2 separate regions of the Homo sapiens genome follow, and region 1 is linked to region 2. A link is a loop called in an ENCODE intact Hi-C map of the cell type or tissue named here. Cell type or tissue: IMR-90. All regions are shown on one strand. Links, peaks and the distances in the headings refer to the core of each region. The heading gives the core; the rest is flanking DNA. Region 1 overlaps IQCK (IQ motif containing K). Region 2 overlaps IQCK (IQ motif containing K).

Region 1 (10,965 bases), core at 1,648-9,647, 91 kb before region 2:
AGTTGTTGTTGTTTTAACACAAATAAACTTGTCTCTCAGTTGGGTTTTCAGGGAGAGTGTTAATTTCATTCTGCATCTAAAAGATGAGTGATCAGGAAGGTTAAGTGCCTTGCTCAAGGACACACAGCTAGGAAGTTGCCAGCCAGGGTTCCAATGCAGGTCTTGGGACTCTAAGCCTAGGACTCTTTCTACTATTATTAGCTGCTCATCCTGAACAGCTTCAAATGTCACTTTGAAACCTCTTAAGTGACAAGTCTCTGGATGCCACGAGAAGAAAATGAGGGCAATTCCAATGCACGTGGCAACAGTAGGGCTCATGCAAAAGATTCCTTAGTCTCCCCCATCTCCCTCCTACTCAGATCTGGCAAAGTAAGGCATTTTTGAAAAGGTTTCGTAGCCACCAAAGTATTACCAGTGACAGTGAGGTGGGTACCTTTTTTAGATCTCTTGCTACTATTCTGTGTTTTTCATAATGAGAATGTATTGCTTTGATATGGGGACAGGTTTTAAATTATTTTTAAAAAGATAATTTAAAAGAGATAATGAGAGTTGAATATGAAAACTGGCAAGACGCTTTAGCTGTTCACATCCTAAATTTAGATCCTAAGGGTGAACACCATGTGTCAACAGCCTTGGACTGGTGCTCACAGAGAGAAGCAGGGACAATTTGGTGGGCGGGATCGTTACTCTTTAAGGCAGGCTCACAGGCATAAAGAAGCATGTGCTTCATGCCCTTGGCAATGCAACCAGAAGTCCTAATGGACTTTGCAGGAAACTGAACACCAACAGATTTCTCTTGAGTGTTTGAACTCCATAAATAACATCTGTGCATTGCAGCCTAATGAGGAGAGAGAGAGGGAGGACTCTGGAGTCAAGCTGCTTGGTTCTGCTATGTTTTTGCTGTGTGGCCCCAGATATACTGTTTGACCTCTCTCTGCCTCAGTTTCTTCATCTATAAAATGGAGACCATAGCAGTAACTACTTCAAAGGTGTAAAGAATAATTGAGTTGCTACTAGTAAAGTGCTTGGGAAAATGCTTGCCTCATAGTAAGTGCACAATGAATGTAAACAAACACTCCTTTTTATTATTTTTAGAAATTATGGATAATCGAAAAAGAAAAATAATCACTTGCATTTCTGTTTTAGAAAAAAAGGCAAAAATCAATCAACTCATCAATCGCCTGCATTACAACCACCCAGAGATAATCACTATTAGCATCTGGGGATTATATTTTAATGGACTTTTTGTCTTTCTTTCTTTATTATTATTTTTTGAAACGGAGTCTCGCTCTGTCGCCCAGGCTGGAGTGCAATGGTGCGATCTTGGCTCACTGCAACCTCCACCTCCCGGGTTTAAGCGATTCTCCTGCTTCAGCCTTCTAAGTAGCTGAGATTACAGGTGCCTGCCACCACACCTAGCTAATTTTTGTATTTTTAGTAGAGACAGGGTTTCACCATGTTGCCCAGGCTGGTCTTGAACTCCTGATCTCAGGTGATCCACCAGCCTTGGCCTCCCAAAGTCCTGAGATTACAGGCGGTCTTTATCCATTTATATATTATATGTAAGCATATATCTTCCCTTAATTTTTTTTTTTTTTGGAAACAGTTCTGTTTGCTTTATTTTTCTTTTTTTGGAGACAGGGTCTTGCTCTGTCTCCCAGGCTGGAGTGCAGTGGCACAACCATAGCTCACGGCAGCCTCAACCTCCTGAGCTTTAAGAGGTCCTCCTGCTTCAGCCTCCTGAGCAGCTGGGTCTACAGGCATGCACCACGCTACCCAGTTATTTATTTTTTATTTTTTTAGTGGATACAGGGTCTCTTAACACTGCCCAGGCTAGTCTCGAACTTTTCAAGTGATCCTCCCAACTTGGCCTCCCAAAGTGCTGGGATTACAGGTGTGAGCCACTGTGTCCAGCCTCAGTTCTGTTTACTTGCCCATAGAGCGTTTGGCAAGCTGGCTGATCTGGGAAGGAGGTTATGTAACACAGATCCATTCATTCAACCAACAAGTATTCCTTGACTGTCTACCATGTGCTGGGCACTGTTCTAGATGCTGAGGACAGAGCAATGAACAAAATAGGAAAGAAAGGTCCCTGCTGTCAGAGAACTTACATTCTAGTGCAGTCACATAGACAATAAACAAAATAAATCATTAAAATCCTGGGTGACTGGCCGGGTGTGGTGGCTCACACCTGTAATCCCAGCACTTTGGGAAGCCGAGGAGGGTGGATCACTTGTGGTCAGGAGTTCGAGACCAGCCTGGCCAACATAGTAAAACCTCATTGCTATTAAAAATACAAAAATTAGCAGGGTGTGATGGCGTGCGCCTGTAATCCCAGCTACTCGGGAGGCTGAGGCAGGAGGAACCCTTGAACCCTGGAGGTGGAGGTTGCAGTGAGCCAAGATCATGCCATTGCACTCCATCCTGGGTGACAGAGTGAGACCCTATCTCCAAAATAAATAAATAAATAAATAAATAAATAAATTTTCTCAGTTCTGCCACTTCAAAGCTGTGTGACCAAAGGTGAATGATTTAACCTCTGAGACACAGTTTCCTCCCCTGAAAGATAGAGGCAATAATAGCTTCCTTTTTTTTTTTTTTTTTTTTTTTTGCTATGGAGTCTCACTCTGTGGCCCAGGCTGGAGTGCAGTGGCGTGATCTTGCCTCACTGCAACCTCTGCCTCCTAGGTTCGAGCAATTCTGCAGTCCCAGCCTCCCGAGTAGCTGGGATTACAGGCACCTGCCATCATGCCTGGCTAATTATTGTATTTTTAGTAGAGACAGGGTTTCACCATGTTGGCCAGGCTGGTCTCGAACTCCTAACCTCAAATGATCTGCCCACCTCGGCCTCCCAAAGAGCTGGGATTACAGGCATGAACCACTGTGCCCGGCTGGGCAATAATAATTTCTACTCATTCTGTTTGCTGTGAAGATTAGAAATAATATATGCAAAGTGCCTGGCGTGTAGTTGGCACTCTAAATCAGAGCTGCTATGAGGATTGCGGATCTTTGCAGACACGCAACGTTTGGCAGCCACAGGTAGGCAATGCTGTCCTGTAGGCCGGGCCCCAGCTTGACAAGGCAGACAGAATTTCCCATTGCCCTCCCGGTTAGCTCCAACTTGCATTCAGAAAGAGTCATTCTGGGTGTGACAGGTTCAAATGTAGTGACAGGAGGAGCCTCCTTCCAGAATATGTGCTTCCTACCTTCTCAAACATGTGATCAAACTTCACAAAAATCTCCTTTAAACCTCCCTACTCTTTTCCTCCAAACTTTCCCAAATTGCCAAATACCGAATTCATGCCTCCCTCTTCTCTGCCTCACCCTCTAAACTTCCGGATTTACTCTCTGCCTCCCCCAGTGATCCCACCTCGCTTTCCCCAACAAAAGCCCAGTAGTGGGCAGAACATTCACCATCTATTGTTCTTGCCTTCAACGTTGAGACCAAACTCCCAAACCCGGCAACAGCCACCAAAACGGCATCAACAGGTTTTCAAGGTTTAGATTCGCCCAGACAGCAGGCCTCTTGCCTGGGAGGCAGGATATTCTACAGCAAACACCTATGGGATATTCTGTTTTGCTGTTATAGAGATTTCCTGATTCAACCATTCAATTTTTCAAAGCAGAAAACAAGGTCCATGTAGCTGGTAAATTGCACAGTCGAACAGGAACTCAGATCCCCTGAATTTTAGACCAAATGAAACTGCATTAGTGAGAAGAGCCTCGCAAAGGAAGATTTTGAATCCAAAGCTATTACTGGGATCTTGTAGCTAATCCATAGTATTAGGGCTTTGCTGATGTGGTTACAACACATTCTCTACCAAGAATAAACCCATGTAATCACTTTTTCTGGCCTCTAGCCTGACACAGCTTATAAATTTCCCCCAGGAGATTCTAATCTGCAGCCAGCATTGAGAACCACTGCTGTACATAAATTACCTGGAATAAAAACTTTATTTTTGCTGACAGCTTTAAAAAATATTACTAAAACCAGCCACCAGTTACTGACCATTCACTTTGTGCCAGAGATCTATTTAATTCCATACACGGCTGTTTTACTTAATCCTCACAGTAGCCCTTTGTGACAGATCCTAATTGTCCCCACACAACAGAGGAGAAAACAGCCTGGAGAGGATTAACAACTTGCCCAGGAACCATCCTGATGGTAAAAGGCAGGAGCTCGGTTCTGTCAGACCCTCCAAAGCCAATCTTTTTATTTTTATTTTTTTGAGACAGGGTCTTATTCTGTTGCCCATGCTGGAGTACAGCAGCGTGATCATGGCTTTCTGAAGCCTCGACCTCCCAAGACCAAGAGATCCTCCTGCCTCAGCCTCCCAAGTAGCTGGGACCACATGCACAGACCACCATACCCAGCTAGTTTTCATATTTTTTGTAGAGATAGTCTCTCTGTGTTGCCCGGGCTGGTCTCGAACTCCTGGGCTCTCGAGTGATCCTCCCATCTTGGCCTCCCAAAGTGTTGGTATTACAGGCATGAGTGACTGCACCTGGCTGCCAATATTCTTAACAATATGTATTAATGATATGTTGAATGCTTTGCTTAATTAATAATAATTATCATTTATTGATCACTTATTATGGGCCAGGCACTATTCCAGTTCATTTAATCCTCACAAAAACTCTATGGCTTGGTTACTAGTATTAGTATTGCCATTGTATTGCCAGACAAACTGAGTCACAGAGAGGTTAAGCAACCTGCTCGAGGTTGCACAGTGAGAAATGGGAAACTTAGCCCAATCTGGTCATGAGCCGTCTAGGGGTTTGTAGATTTATCTATATCCTTCAAAAGCATTCCGCATCAGCCAGGCACGGTGGCTAACGCCTGTAATCTCAGCACTTTGGGAGGCCAGGGCGGGCGGATCACAAAGTCAAGAGATCAAGAGCATCCTGGCCAACATGGTGAAACCCCATCTCTACTAAAAATACAAAAATTAGCCAGGCGTGGTGGCGTGCGCCTGTAGTCCCAGCTACTCGGGAGGCTGAGGCAGGAGAATCACTTGAACCCGGGAGGCGGAGGTTGCAGTGAGCCGAGATCACATCAGAGATGAAGCTCATGAAGTTGGAAGTGGTCATTCGCATAAACTTCAATACAGGATCTTGAACTTTTAGGGCAAATCATTAAGAAAGGAAATCATCTTTTATTTTTTAATCTCAGAACAGTAGGGATCTTCAGGCATTGCAGTGGGAGGCTTCTGTCATGTCATAGCTGTGCAGACTTTTGCAAATTTTAAATGAAAAGATATGTGTAAAAGTTGATGTCATCCAAACATCCCCAGACACTGGTGAGTCCTAAAAATAGAATTGGTGAAGGCAGTGCCAAGGCATGAAGTCACTAGATGTCTCTTAATCAAATTATTTATTTTTCAGGTTAAAATGGAGAAGGAACTAAGTTTTGAGGAACTATGAAAGAAAAAAATGAAAATGAAAATGACACCTTAGATTTACAGATATATTTCTTCTGAAGGAGCCATGGTCCTATCAAAACAATGACCTCATTTAGAATTATTACTAAGGCATAAGAATTCTCATTTTACAAGTAGAGAAAATGTAGCACAAAGATGACATCATCCATCAAAAGTCCCACAGTGGGTTGGTAGCATTAAGTATAAATTAATATAACATTTTTGGATGACAGTATGGTGATCACTGTCTAAATTTAATATGTGGGTGTCCTTTGACCCAGCAATTCCACTTCTAGGAATTAATCCTATAGAGGTACTTCTACAAGGCTGGGCATGATGGCTCACGCCTGTAATTCCAGCACTTTAAGAGGCCGAGGCAGGTGGATCACCTGAGGTCAGGAGTTCGAGACCAGCCTAGCCAACATGGTGAAACCCCGTCTCTACTAAAAATACAAAAATTAACTGGGTGTGGTGGCACTCGCCTATAATCCCAGCTACTCAAGAGGCTGAGGCAGGAGAATCACTTGAACCCGGGAGGTGGATGTTGCAGTGACCCAAGACTGTGCCACTGCACTTCAGTCTGGGCGACAGAGCAAGACTCTGTCTCAAAAAAAAAAAAAAAGAAAAGAAAAGAAAAAGAAATACTTCTACAAGCAAGCTAGAATATAGTTACAACAATGTTTATGGAGCATTGTTCATAATACAAGCCAACTATCCATTCATAGGAATTGGTTTTACAAAAGTATGGTACAGCGCTATCATTTTTATGGAGCCACTAAAAATAATGGGATAGATCTGTGTGTGCTGGCATGAAGCAGATGGCAATGATATATTGCCAAGTGAAGAAAAAACAAGCCAGTTACAGTACAGCATATATAATATGGTTACATGTTTATAAATATATATATTTACGTTTTTTATTTTTTTGAGACAGAGTCTTGCTCTGTCACCCAGGCTAGAGTGCAGTAGTGTGATCTCGGCTCACTGCAACCTCCACCTCACTGCAACCTCCACCTCCTGGTTCACACAATTCTCATGCCTCAGCCTTCCAAGTAGCTGGGACTACAAGCATGTGCCACCATGCCTGGCTAATTTTTTTGTATTTTTAGTAGAGACGGGGTTTCACCATGTTGGCCAGGCTGATCTCAAACTCCCGGCCTCAAGTGATCCGCCTGCCTCGGCCTCCCAAAGTGCTGGAGCTATAGGCATGAGCCACCGCACCTGGCTTATATTTGTATGTTGATAGATGAATGGGAAAACTATGGGCTGATATACTCAACAGTGATTGTCTTTGGAAAATACATCACTAAAACTTGACCTTTTTTGTTAGATGATAGACTGTTGGTCACAAAGGTTCTCAACTAATGGTAGAACTCACTTCCTGAGCCACAGGCTAGAGTGTTCCTGGTACCCAGGTTCCCTCTCTGGTGGCCAAACCTTTCTCTGCTCCTCAAATGTAGATGGACAGAGGATTTGGAAAGAGGGAGAAAAGAATATTCTTATCCTTATTCACTTAACCCTGGTTTCTTGCTTTAGTGAAAATATCTCCCCAAAACACTCATGTAGATCCTGCAGCCTTTGAATGGGGCTCTCAGCCTCCTCTACTGCCAAGCCTCCCCTATACTAGTGGTCTGTGGTCACTCCAGTGTCAGGGTGCAGGCTGGGAGGCATAGCCAGACACTGCCTGCTGTCCAGCCTGTGGGTCCTTAGTTACCATGCTGAGAAGCTTTGCACTGGACCACTGTGGCCTATTGGGCACTTGGGTTACAGAACAGCATGGCCTGGGATGGCTCTAGCCTCTTTGGCATCAGGTAGATCCGGGTTCAAATCCCTGGTCTCTGGCCTGACTGGCTGCGTGGACTTGTGCAAGCCATGTATCCTCCCAGCCCCGGTTTCCTCATCTGTACGATGGAGATGATCTCACCTCTCTGAGATACCATGTGTGAGGACTACGTGGAAACATAAGGTGCTTAGTGTAGTGTCTGGCACATGGCATAAGCTCCATCGCTCGTAGCTACTCCTTAGTTGCAGACATCCTTCTTTGCTCTCGGCAATGCACCCAATTACATGGGCTAGGAAGGAAAGAACTAAGTTCCAGCATATCTTATGTATTTATTTATTCTGAGATGAGGTCTTGCTCATTACCCAGGCTGGTGTGCAGTGGTGCAGTCACCGCTCAGTGCAGCCTCGGGTTCCTAGGCTCAAGCAATCCTCCCACCTCAGCTTCCTGAGTAGCTGGGACTACAGGAGTGTGCTAGCACGCCTGGCTAATTTTATTTTTTGTAGAGACGGGGTCTCATTGTGTTGCCCAGGCTGGTCTCGAACTCCTAGGCTCAAGCAATTCTCCCACCTTGGCCTCCCAAAGCACTGGGATTACAGCTGTGACCACAGCCTCCAGCAAATCCTAAGGTCACAAGCAGGTGGGGCGGTAAGATGAGGTGTTCATCTTAAGAATAGCCTTTAAACCACAGGGAAATCCTAATCGCTAGGATTTGTCATTGTGGTCTAAATTAAAATTAGGGAAAAGAACTTTCTCTGGTCTCCACCCTCTACTCTGGGCTTTCATGTTTTCCCTCTAGAAGGAAACACTGCTCTAAGAAACTTACTATATTTGGGAATAAAATGGTGTTCAGTATGTTATAGTGTCCTCTTTATGAAAGAAAAATCAAGTCTCAGCTCCAGGAAGGTGTGCTTCCAAGAAACTCACTTAATCTTGAGGACACAATAAATCATTAATAATCGTATTTCCTTTATTGTTGTGGCTTCCTGGAAGCTCAGAGCCATATTTCTATTCACTATAGGAACATTTTTGAGGCCATGATTCACATTGCATAATGTATTAGGGAAGCGCTGAGTATTTCCCGAACAAATGGCCCTTTGTCTTTTTTCTTATGGACACTGTGAATTTATGTAATAGATTCTATTTCCATCTTACTTTGGCAGGTTTTCCTAAGAAACTTCTATGTTGGTCAAAGGGTACAAACTTTCAGTTATAAGATGAATAAGTTCTGGGGATCTAATGTAAAGTATGGTAACTACAGTTAATAATACTGAATTGTTTATTTAAAAATTGGTAAGAGAGCAGATTTTAAGTGTCCTCACCACACACATACACACACACAAATCGTAACTAAGGGTGATAGATGTGTTCATTAATTTGATCATAGTAATCATTACACAGTATGTATGATACGGCTTGGCTCTGTGTCCCCACCCAAATTTCATCTTGAATTGTAATCCCCATGTGTGGAAGGAGGGATCTGGTGGGAGGTGACTGGATCATGGGGGAGGTTTCCCCCATACTGTTCTTATGATAGTGAGTGAGTTCTCATGAGATCTGATGGTTTATGTTTGACAGTTCCCCCCTCACTCTCTCTCTCTCCTGCCGCCATATAAGACGTGCCTTGCTTCCCTTTTGCCTTCCGCCATGATTTTAAGTTTCCTGAGACCTCCCAGCCATGCAGAACTGTAAGTCAATTAAACCTCTTTTCTTTATAAATTACCCAGTCTCAGGTATTCTTTATAGCAGTGTGAAAATGGACTAATACAGTATACGAATATTAAATCATCATGTTGCACACCTTGAATATATATAATTTGTATTTGTCAGCCTAGGCCTTGAAGTTAAGTATTTTACTTACAGAACTGAGTGGCTTTATTTTTTTCCCTAATCTTAATTATTCCTTAATTACCACCTTTACCTAAAAATATCATATTGTGTGTATTTCCGTAACTACTAAAAACCACTCTTGGAATGAAGTAGGAAATAAAACAGTTAAGCAAACAAAAAGTAGACAATTCATTTCCTTTGACAGATCAATCTCTCCAAGTCTCTGCCTTTTCTTCAAAACGTTAAGAAGTGATAGTTATTTAGAGATTATTTGTGCATATATAAAGAATATACACACAAACACATACATGATAAATTTATCTGATGATATATATGATGTATATATATGTGTGTGCATATATATATACACACACATAGGTAATGTAATCTGATGTTATGGGAACAATTTCTATGGTTTCTTTCTCCCTGCTCATACTAGATTTCTAAATAAAATATGGATATTCAATTACAAAGCACATTTGAAAACAATTACTGACTATGTGAGGCTAAAAATATGCTATTAATCGAGACACGATATTTTTTACTACATCTCAAAAATGACTTGGGCATCTTATTTTAAACTACATTGGCTGAAATTCTTACCATACACGTTTTAAAATAATTCCTGCATCTGTCCTGATGGATAGAGACTTGAAGATAACTTCACACCGCTTCCATCCTAGAAGAAAATACTGTTTGGGACAGTCAGTCTCTGACTCACTGTAATGTGAGACAGGCTATATATGACCACAATTCCACCCCGACAGCTGATGTGACTCTCCCTCAGACCTCCTGACTGCCCAAGGTTGCTCTAAGCTATGAACTTGGTAAAATCTCTTTGTACTGTAAATGCCGGAGCACAATGTGGATAAAATGGCAACAACTTAAAAAGATATGCCTGTCTCCTGGATTTGTACATAGATGAGCTTTTTTTTTTTTTAATGAAGTTGAAAAACCATTTTCATTTGCAATCACTCCACTATTTTTTATTGCAAGTCTAAAGGAGAACTAGCATGTGCTTAACATCCATTTTCAAACTGCTTCACTGCAAGCCTTTGAGGTCTAATTGAGGTGTCACCTTGGCTGGGGAGATTTATTTTGTAACCCCCCACACTACCCAGATTCATAAGGTTTAAAATAGGAAGTAACTCTAGCGCATGAGCTTAACAAAGTGATTCAACTCGGCGACAGTTAAAGGGAACAAGAAGTTCTGCTTCACCTGGTGTGCAGCAGGTTGTACTCTGCTTCTCGTAATTCAGCCCCTAGCTGGAGGCTTCAGTCCATGAAAACATAAACAGCAAGAACCCTGAAGCCCAGAGAGGAAACTGAACAGGTCATATGTCATGTTCCAGAAGATTCCTGAGAAGCTGGGTCTGAGAGCAGAATCTAAGAGAATGTCTTAGCTCTCTGCATCTGTCCTCCAGGATATGTTAGAACACTGGACAGAGAAAGGGAAGTCCTGGGCCCAGCCCCAGGCTCTCCTCTGCTGTGTGACCTTGGGCAAGTCATTCAATCTTGCTGGAACTTCATTTCTTCATATGTAAAATGAAGCCCAGAGCTTCATCCCCTAAATATGTTCAGACCATCTGCTCTGTGCCAGGCTCATGATGAATAAGACAAACACGGTCCTACATGAAAGCCCATGGAGCTTGGAGTCTATTGGAAGAAATCAACACAAATATTTTAATAATACTATCATGACAATAACTAACATTTATGGGAACTATGTGCCAGGACTTGTTCTAAAGATCATCATCTCTTATAATCTTGTAATAACACTTGTACGAGATAGACACTATTATTACTAGTCCCATTTTGCACAAGGGAAAACTAAAGCTTCATGAAGTTCAGTAGATCAGGGTCACATGGATAGAAGTGGTAGTTAGGATTCCAAAGGCAGGTCTGGCCAACTCCAAAGCCCGGTCCTTTACCTGT
Region 2 (10,965 bases), core at 1,791-9,790:
CACTTTGGGAGGCCAAGTTGGATGGATCACTTGAGGTCAGGAGTTCGAGACCAGCCTGGCCAACATGGTGAAACCCCGTCTCTACTAAAAACACAAAAATTAGCCGGGCATGGTGGCACACACCTATAGCCCCAGCTACTGGGGAGGCTGAGATAGGAGAGTTGCTTGAATCCGGGAGTTGGAGGTTGCAGCGAACCGAGATCATGCCACTGCACTCCAGCCTGGGTGACAGAGCAAGACTCCATCTCAAAAAAAAACAAAAACAAACAAAACAAAAAAACACAAAATTCTCATTAACTTAGGCCAGGCGCAATGGTTCACTCCTGTAATCCCAGCACTTTGGGAGGCCAAGGTGGACAGATCACTTGAGATCAGGAGTTCAAGACTAGCCTGGCCAACATGGTGAAACCCCGTCTCTACTAAAAATATTAAAATCAGCCAGGCACGGTGGCACACGCCTGTAGTCCTAGCTACTTGGGAGGCTGAGGCAGGAGAATCCCTTGAACCAGGGAGGCAGAGGTTGCAGTAAGCCAGGATCACGCCACTGCACTCCAGCCTGGGCCACGGCGCGACACTCCATCTCAAAAGAAAAAAAAAATCATAAACTCCCTTATCTGAAGCAATTACTATTGTTATTTACATTTTACAGAGGAAGAGACTGAGGCTTAGAAATATTAAAATTACAAGGTCACAATACTAGCAAGGTCTGGGGTCACGCATCTACAAAGAGGTGGAATGAGGCCCTATTCTCAGGTGAAAATGGCTCCAAATTCTATTCTAAATCATTAAGCTTCCCTTACACTGTAGTGCCTCCCACACAACAATAACTACTTAATCATTCAGCTTCCTTTATACTAGACTGCCTCCCACATAACAGCTATGACTATAAAAATATGGATAGTTCCAGGACTTCAAAGCATGAATTGGCACACTTTTTCTTTTTCTTTTTTTTTTTTCCTTTTTGAAACAGAATTTCACCTGTTGCCCAGGCTGGAGTGCAGTGCTGCAATCATAGCTCACTGCAGCCTCGACCTCCCAAGCTCAATGGATTCTCCCACCTCAGCCTTCTGAGTACCTGGGACTACAGGCGCACACCATGGTGCCCAGCAAATTGTGTAAATTTAATTTTTGTAGAGACGGGGTTTCACCATGTTGCCCAAGGCTGGTCTTAAATTCCTGGGCTCAGGCGATGCTCTTGCCTCAGCCTCCTAAAGTCCTGAGGCTATATATGTGAGCCACCATGCCCAGTCAAACTTTTTCTTAAAGGGTCAGATAGTAAACATAGGCTCGTGTCACAAATATTCAACTCTGCCACTGTAGTGCAAAAGCTATTACAGATAATAGGTAGAGGAACGGGCATAGCTGTGTTCCAGTGAAATTTCATTTACAAAAACAGGTAGCTGACCTGTGTAGTTGGAAGGCGTTCAGCTTCGGAACGTTATGAATAACTGACAGATGATCTTTCCTATGGTATCATGGAAACATCCATAGTACTTGATTTCTGACACTGAAGTCTGATTTTAAGAAAGCTCTGTTTCGTCTCTCTTCTCTATTTCCTGGATAACCCTTTATGATTCTAAGGGGTTAACAGTTGAAACATCTTTTGGATCTGGGACTAGTTTATGACCTGGCTTTTCCTGTTCCTAAAATGTAGCAGGAGAAATGCAGTTCTCTAAACAACCAAGAGAGTCAATGATTTACTTTAAGATACATTCTTTCAAAAAAACCTCATTTTCATTCTTTAAAAAATGGCTTCCTTCTTTAGACATAAATTCTCAAGAGAAGGCTGAAATACTTGCAGGGCTGGTTTTTTGTTTTGTTTTGTTTTGTTTTTTTCCATTACAGGATGTGATTCTAGCAGTTGCTTAATTCTAGGAGGTGTCTTTATATTACATTCTCAGATTCTAAGCTCATCATTATTTCTAAGAGTTATGTTTTGATTTTTACTAATACCTATCATTTTAAAAGGTACTAGTATTTTCAGAATGACAAGGAGAGTCCATCCTTGGCCATCTATCTGTAATGTCCAGAATGCAGTAAGAGAATTACACCCTCCATTCACTCATGTAACAATTGGTCAACCAGAAGAGGCCATGGGGAATAGCACTCCTTTACAGGTTGGCTCTTTTCCAAGAGAAACGCTAATAGGATTAACAACATTTAATGTGTATTGAGTGCTGTCTATATGCCAGACACTCTTAAGTTTTGCTTAACTCATTTATCCTCACAACAAGAACATATTACTACGATGTACTACATACAATTCATATTTTACAGATCAGAAAATGGGGGCACAGAGATGCTAAATACCTTGCCCAAAGTCACTTACTAGTAAATGGAAGGATAAGAATTTAGCTGGGTTCGGTGTCTCATGCCTGTAATTCCAGCACTTTGGGAGGCAGAGGTGGGCGGATCACCTAAAGTCAGAAGTTTCAGACTGGCCTGGCCAACATGGTGAAACCCTGTCTCTATTGAAAACATAAAAATTAGCTGGGACTGGTGGCACACACCTGTAATCCCAGCTATTCGGGAGGCTGAGGCACCAGAATTGCTTGAACCTGGGAGGTGGAGGTTGCAGTGAGCCACGATAACACCACTGCACTCCAGCCTGGGCAACAGAGTAAGACACTGTCTCAAAAAAAAAAAAAAAAAAAAGAATTTGAGCCCAGATGGTTGAACTCCAGAACAAGCCCCTTCACACATTAGCTCATTTAATCTTTCCTGAAGTCACCAGGCTGGAGCTAACAGTCACAGCTGCCATCTGTGACCCGGTCCATATTATTTCTAACGCAGTGTATACGGTAAGTTGCAAAAAGGGCCACCATTCTCCACCCTTCCTGTATCTGCACTTTGCAGTGTGACTTTACAGCTCTTCCCATCAAGAATTGGAATCTATAAAAGGGAACAAACTCATGTATTTTGCAGCAACATGGATGGAACTGGGGGGCATTATCTTAAGTGAAACAAGCCAGACACAGAAAGTCAAATATCGCATGTTCTTACTCATAAGTGGGTGCTAAAACCTGTCTATACACAGATGGATAGAGTGGAATGACAGACAGTGAAGACTCGGAAGGGTGAAGGGGTGGGAGGAGGGTGATGATGACAAACTACTTATTGGGTACAATGTGTGTTATTTGGGTGATACCCTAAAGCTCTGACTTTGCCACTGTGCAATCTATGCATGTAATGAAATTGTATTTAAACCCCACACATTTACTTAAAAAAAAAAAAAAGGAATCTATTTCCTAACTCTTCGGATCTGGGCTGGCCTTGTGACTTGCTTTGGCCAATCTAACGTGTGAAAGTGACACTATGTCAGTTCCAAGCCTCAGGCTCAAGAGGCCTTGACGTGTCTAATTGAATTGAAGCAACCCTGCCTGGCTGCCCTATGAACAACCTAGGGTTAATCTGATAGAGGATGAGAGACCACATGGAACAGCTCATCCCAGCTGAGGCCATCCTAGACCAGCCAGCATCTAGCCTATCCAGTAGCTGCCAAAGACACATGAATGAACCCAGCCAAGGCCAGAAGAAACTCCCAGCTAAATCTAGCCCAAGTTGCTAACTTGCAAAAAAGTGAGCTAAATAAATGGTTATGATTTTTTGCTGGCAGAGATAGGGGTCTTGCTATGTTGCCCAAGCTGGTCTTGAACTCCTGAGCTCAATGATCCTTCTGCCTTGGCCTCTTAAATTGCTGGGATTACAGCCATGAGCCACGATGCCTGACCAATGCTTGTAATTTTAAGCCACTAACTTTTGAGGTAGTTTATTATATGGCAAAAAAGTTAACTGATAAAGTACATAATAATCGAAATGCAATTTATGGCCAAATGATAATGTTCCCCCTATCTGGCAGTTAGTCAAGACTGCTACCACAGCCATCTGGCATAAAGCCATGCCCCTCAAAGCCGGCGGACAAAGCTTCAGACCAGAGGAGGAAAATCCTGCCACAAAGCCACTGCCCTTCACTTTGTTAAAGAACCATTGGGTCACCCTCAGGTCAGAGCCTGCTGACTTTCTTTTTAAAGCCTTGTCCTTTGAGGATCACTTTGATTTTTAGAAACAAAAGCAACTCGTAGCCAAGTTTGGGAAATGAAGTGATCAATGCTCTTTTGTTAAAAATAAAAAAGAAACTTGACTATAAAGTTATAATAAGATTTTCTTGCATGGCTTACAAACTAGATCTGACGGCAATTCTAAGAGTCACAATGGGAAATGTTTTCAGCACCCACAGCCTTATCACCATGAGACACAGTAGGAATGAATGTCAGGTTGGGGATGGTTAATGGCAACAACTAAGACCTACTATTTGATAGCAAAACAGGGTAACTACAGTCAATAAAAACTTAAGTGTACATTTTAAAATAAGTAAAAAAGTCTATGTAATTGGATTGTTTGTAACACAGTTACTTAGGGGATGGAAACCCCATTCTCCATGATATTTCGCATTGCATGCCTGAAGCAAAACATCTCATGCACCCAATAAATATATATATCTACGACGTACCCACAAAAATTAAAAGAAAAAAAAAAAGAAATGAAGCTAGACTCTTTTTTTTTTTTTTTTTTTTGAGACATAGTCTCACTCTGTCCCCCAAGCTGGATCTCTGCTCACTGCAACCCTGCCTCCTGGGTTCAAGTGATTCTCATGCCTCAGCCTCCCGAGCAGCTGGGATTACAGGCACATGCCACCAGGCCTAGCTAATTCTTAGTATTTTTAGTAGAGAACTTGGTGGAAGTCATGTTCCAGGTCTTGGCTTTGCACTTTTGCTTTTACCCTCTTGGAAAGCTGCTGGAGACCACCACGCTGTAAAGGAGCTGGGCTGGCCCACTGGAGGATGAGAGGCCACATGAAGGAGAACCGAAGTGCCCCAGCTAGCAGGCAGCACCAGGGCCCCAGACACATGAGTGAGATAGAATTGGACCTTCCAACCCAGCCCAGTTACCAGCTGAACGCAGTCACATGAGTGACCCCAGGAGAGAGCACCAGAACTGCCCAGTCGGCCCAGAGTCATGAAAAATAATAAATCGTTATTTTAAGCCATGAAGTTTTCAGGTAGTTTACTGTACAACACAGCAATCAGGTAACTGATAAATAGGTTATATTATATCATCTAAGCATTTCATTTCAGGATAGCAAGAAGCACACTATACAATGCTATGACAAGGGAGCACTGGGCCCAGTAGGGTTGAGTCACGGCTCTAATTACTTCCAACTGCTTTTAAAATAAAACCCACTTTGTTTACTGGCCCATGTGATGTTACGGCCGCTGCGGGGCTGACCCTGTCAAACTCACCTCCTCTCTCTTTTGCTCACTCTGCCCCAAACATACTGGCCTCCTTTTTGTCCCTGGAATAGGTCACAGAATTTGGCAGTACTGGGTCATTAGTAAACTTGAGTTGTACCAGACATAGTGAGCATTTAAATGCCAGAGTGCCACATTAAAGAAAGAATGAATGGTAAAAAGATGTAGGTGAGGTGATTCACTGAGTGTGTCAGTGAAAAGGAAAGAGAGAAAGAAAATAACCTAGACGATGCAGCAGGGTCAAATATGAGGACTTGAAAATGTTACTTATCATTAACTTTTATTTTTCCTGATTACAAAGGTAACTCGTGCTTCTTTTGAAATTTTTTAATATACCCAAAATATTGGAATATTAAATATAGGAGAGCAAAGGGTCAAAACTTTCATCTCTTTCCCATCTTCCATGTGATTCTTCACTTATTGGCCAACGAATTTAGATACTATTATCTGCATTCTGTTACCTTTGGCTTGTTGTATACATGGCTGCATAAATCGCTATACACACAGGAAATGTCTGTACAGTATCTATTGTTGGCCACAGATGTACTTCCACCAGCTATTTGTACAAAGCAATCATTTTCCGTTATTTACCTTTCACAGAGTATATTTGTTTAACACAATATAAAATACTGCTAGCACCCAGCTAATTTCACAGCAAAACTAGAAGGCCATTGGCTTTATTTGTAGATTGTCACTCTAATGCCATACAGATGCCACTTAAAAAATCTCAATTACTTTTTTTACATGATTGAAAATGACCCTTTGAGAAAGGGTTAAATAAATCTATTTCACTTGTTAAATTCGTATCATGAAATGTGGAGGTCTTGATCTAACTCTCAGGCTGAGATAATTCATGGAAATCATGTGCTTAAGGTTTATTCTCCCAATTGTAATCTCCACCAAAAATTAAGGATTAGGGAAATACCTGCCTATTAAATATGCTGAATTTTACATTGAGCATTTAAAATAGAGTTAAATATCTAAGATGGGCCAGGTGCACTGGCTTATCCCTGTAATCCCAGGACTTTGGGAAACCAAGGCAGGAGGACCACTTGAGCTCAGGAGTTTGAGACCAGCCTGGGCAACACAGTGAGACCCCATCTCTAAAAATAAAAATGAAAATAATTTTTAAAATGAAAAAATATACTATTTGTGTGCTTAGAGAAAAGAAGAAAAAATAATCTAAGCAGGAACAACTGTTTGTTTAGAAACTATATTAAATTCATAGTATTTAAAATGATATATATAAAAGAATCACAAGATGAGTGACTCAAAATCAAAATAATCAAGCTTGCATAGCTTTTGGGGAACAGGCCTGGGTTGAAAGGGTCTGCCTGATTCCAGAGGCTGGAATCATGGAATTGCTGAACCATGTACCACACAATGCCTGAATTCATGTGTGCAGACACACCTACACCTATACACACACCCACACACACCACACACCACACAATAGATGTGTGTGTAATTGGCCAAATGCTCTATGGCATAGTAATTAGGTGCCAGCTCTTGCTGTTTCTCTGTCTGCTCTGTTCCCCCTGGTCTTCCTTGGAGTTTCATGGTACTGGCAGGACAACCTAAATAAAAGGCTTGCTAACTTCTCACTCCTTTTCTCCACAGCCTCCAGACCCATCTTTCATGTCAGAATCTGACCTCTGCTTTCAGCAAGCTGTGTGACTGACCATCAGAGTGGAGCAGTGGTCAAACTCTTAGACTCTGGAACAATTCTTGGTTTGAGTCTTGGCTCTGCCACTTTCTAGCTGTGAACTTAAGCTTCTTGGTTAGCCCTGGTGCTGTACAGCCCTGATCCATAAGATGATGATAATAGCATCCACCTCCAAAGATTGTTGGGAGGATTAAATGAGTGACTGCAGGTAAAGTGCTTAGAATGACATCTGGCACAAAGCAAGGCTCAAAAAGTGCTGACAACTACTATTCTTGAATCCTAGCCTCTTGCTCTACTCTCTGGCTCTCCATTGTCTGTGAATGAGGCTCCTTCAATTTGAGGGGATTTGCTCCTTGCCCAGCTCCAGCTCCAGGGAGCCTAGCAGACTTAGGCGGTCTCCCCATTGTTTACCTCCCTCCAGAGGCAGTAGATCCAGTCACTGCAGGTATAGTTAATAAATTACCTCCTGTGTGTAATAACTACAACAAACTGAATAAAGGTCACAGACCTCCAGAGTGCTCATGTAGCTTAATTATGATCTTAAAAGTAGGCCCTGACTTTTATTTATTTATTTATTTATTTGAGACAGAATCTCACTCTGCCACCCAGGCTGGAGGGCAGTGGCGTGATCTCAGCTCACTGCAACCTTTGCAACCTGGGTTCAAGCGATTCTCCTGCCTCAGCCTCCCGAGTAGCTGGAATTACAGGCACGTGCCACCATGCCCAACTAATTTTTTTGTATTCTTAGTAGAGACAGGGTTTTGCCATGTTGGCCAGGGTGGCCTTGAACTCCTGACCTCAAGTGATCTACCCGCCTCGGCCTCCCAAAGTGCTGGGATTATAGGCATGAGCCACTGCATCTGGCCAGCCCCATCTTTTGAGAATCCATATTCATTCATTTATCCAATAAATACTCATTGAGTTCCTACTATGTTCCAGGCACTATGGGGGCCATGTCATAGAAAGAAAAAACAGAAAAATAATGAAGTCAAGTATAAATAACTAGACATCAGCAGTTTAAGGGCAAAACGCAGATCAGCAAGTATTTTTGAGCAACTTAATATAAATGTTATTTCAAGATATAATTTGAATGGCATCAATAAACAATGAATTACGCTGCTGTGTAAGAGCCAATTGGATGCAAGTTCAGTTGTGGGTGACAGATAAAAATGCCCCAGTTATGTAATTTTGGTTGGAGGCCAGTCATCATTCAGTTTAAGCATCTATTCCCAATGACAGGATGTGAGGAACAGCTGAATCAAGAAAATGTGAATCTGTTGTGCAGATCAGGATAAGGGGAGTTCCACTTGGGTCTGACAAATGTTGAAATGGTACTAATGTCATTTTTAAGCCTTCGAAAATAACCCACAAAAGACTAGATGACCGGGGACGGGGGAACATGGAGGGAATCCGATTTAATTAAAAAACCCTAAGTCAGGAAATGAAGAAAGTTAATAGTAATTTACCCACCTTGCGTATTTGTAGCATTCAAAATACTGAACTTCCTGGCAAAGCGTGAGAAGCAGAGGAGGAGGAAGTTAACATTCCTTGGGTCTGGAAGTATCATTCATTACTTCCCCTCTTCCGCCCAATGACAGGAGCAGGTCTGCTGTCCTTTCAATAGTTGAGGAAACTGAGGCTCACGGATTACTTAGGGCCATGCTGCAAGGAAGCAGTCTAGCAGGATTTTGAACTCCCGTGTGCCTGCCTTTCAAGCTTCTCCACTCTTATAAGTGAACAAGTTTGTTGTTGTTTTTGTTGTTTTTGAGACTCAGTCTCACTCTGTCACCCAGGTTGGACTGCAGTGATGAGATCTTGGCTCACTGCAAGCTCTGCCTCCCAGGTTCAAGCAAGTCTCCTGACTCAGCCTCCCAAGTAGCTGAAATTACAGGTGCCTGCAACCACACCTGGCTAATTTTGGTATTTTTAGTAGAGACGGGATTTCACCATGTTGCCCAGGCTGGTCTCGAACTCCTGGGTTCAAGCAATCCTCCCGCCTCGGCCTCTCTAAGTGGTGGGATTACAGGCATGAACCACCATGCCTGGCCACATATGAACAGTTTTAACAACCCACATTTTCTACATTGCTTTATCATTCATTATACAATTTAAACTTTAATGCTCTGTTCAAGCACCCTGGAGCATCTGACATCTAGACTGTTTTCATTTAGTCTCAGGAGTAGCTCATCTGTAGGATGTCAACAATGAAATATGAGTTGGCACAAGGATGCCTCATTAATCTCTAATATAATTAGAAATTTATCTGGTTCTTTCAAAGCATTTTATCACTGCTTACAGGCTGGAAACTGTTTCTAGCCCCCTTGTTACAAAATTATTTATGGTCAAATATTAGATATGCAACCTTCATGTAAAATCTTAATTACTGCCCTTTTAGCTGATTTTTGTGCCCTCTGAAAGGGTATAAATTAGAAGAATAATGGCCAAGTAAATTAGAATAAAGGTTGCACAATGGAATATACATGCACCAAGGTCTAGAAATGAATCCCCAGCTACAGATCCACTGTAGCCATTTCTCCTTATTCATTCTTATTTCAGAGGAGTGAAAAAAACAGACACAAGGGGAAGAAAAATAAAAACAACTTTAGTTCATCATTATGGCTCCTCTAGGACAGGACCATGTCTTCTTGTCCCCTCAGTGTGCCCTGGGGTCTGGCCTCATGATCAGCACACAGCAGGGCTTAATGAATGTTTGTTGAACAGAACCAAACATGGGCGACTCATCCTGCTTCATCCTGCTTGTAGATATTCTTTTTTTTTTTTTTTTTAGATGGAGTCTCGCTCTGTTGCCCAGGCTGGAGTGCAGTGGCACGATCTTGGCTCACTGCAACCTCTGCCTCTCGGATTCAAGCCATTCTCCTGCCTCAGCCTCCCGAGTAGCTGGGACTCAGGCACCTGCCACCACGCCCGGCTAATTTTTGTATTTTTAGTAGAGATGGGGTTTCACCATGTTGGCCAGGCTGGTCTCAAACTCCTGACTGCATGATCCACATGCCTCAGCCTCCCAAAGGGCTGGCATTACAGGCATGACCCACCGTGCCCGGCCAGATATTCTTTACATGTATGAAAACAAAGATTATTCCACTGTGCTCATTTCATTGTTTGATCATTATATTCCATCCTTTGTTCAATCGAATAAAAAGACACAGTGCACTCAATATACTTTGGTCAACAGCAAGATAGGAAAAAGTGATACAATTGCTGAAATGTGACTCGTGAGGTGCTCTTCCTCACTTAGCAGCAGAACAGAAGGCAGAGGGACAAAGCCATCTGACAATGGTGTGGCCAGGCTGAAGGTCTGCTCTGGGACCACTCTTCAACCCAGCCTCACTCCCCTTCCATTCAGCCACACCTTGCACCTGTTTAACACCACGGGATACCTACCAACTGTATCACACCACAATTTGATACAATTTCTGATGATGATCATAGCAGTAGTCAAAACACAGATGATGGGGGAAGGTCAGTTATGAGTAGTGGACAAGAATTAAATTGTCAGGAAAAGCCAAGTGAGCAAATGAAAAAACAGATAAGAATTAGAAGCCGTTTAAATTTGATAACTGAAGGCAAGTAAGCAGTCTGTTCTTCAGAAAATAGCTATGAATGAAAAAAAATCAGTATCTCTGGGAGCTATTTTGAGGACAGCCTCCAACTCCCATTTACTAGGAGGGATGGAAACCCAGGCTTCAGGATCATCTGGGCCTTGGTTGGAGATGTGTGCTGTCTGTTGCTTACTAGGTGACCTTGAGTAATGCTCAACTTCTCTGTGTCCCAGGGCCATCCTTGGTAAAAGGGAGGTGATGAAAAAGAAGATCTGGTTCAGAAGGTTATTGTAAGGGTGAAACAAGATGGTGCATAGGATGCCAGTGCTGACGCACAACGGGCAATAAATCAATGAGAGGGCTCCTCTTTTTTTTTTTGAGACAGGGTCTCACTCTGTCAACCAAGCTGGAGTGCAGTGGCGCCATCATG

The links. Peaks named below come from ENCODE experiments on the same cell type or tissue, not always from the same donor. Only the 100,000 strongest peaks of a DNase experiment are listed, where the experiment ranks them.
Region 1: a loop joins it to region 2, with 2.8 times the contacts of the local background. A loop is called at or near these places in 2 of 110 quality-filtered maps.

What each region holds. Positions count from the first base shown.
Region 1 is chr16:19,830,665-19,841,629 of GRCh38, reverse strand. All of the region lies in intron 8 of IQCK (IQ motif containing K), which reads right to left. Among named protein-coding and RNA genes, the nearest start is that of GPRC5B, 49 kb to the left of the region's middle. In IMR-90, for the core only: no CTCF peak of the experiment used is centred there; a DNase peak (open chromatin) is centred at 5,279.
Region 2 is chr16:19,739,763-19,750,727 of GRCh38, reverse strand. All of the region lies in intron 4 of IQCK (IQ motif containing K), which reads right to left. Among named protein-coding and RNA genes, the nearest start is that of IQCK-AS1, 21 kb to the left of the region's middle. In IMR-90, for the core only: no CTCF peak of the experiment used is centred there; a DNase peak (open chromatin) is centred at 5,207.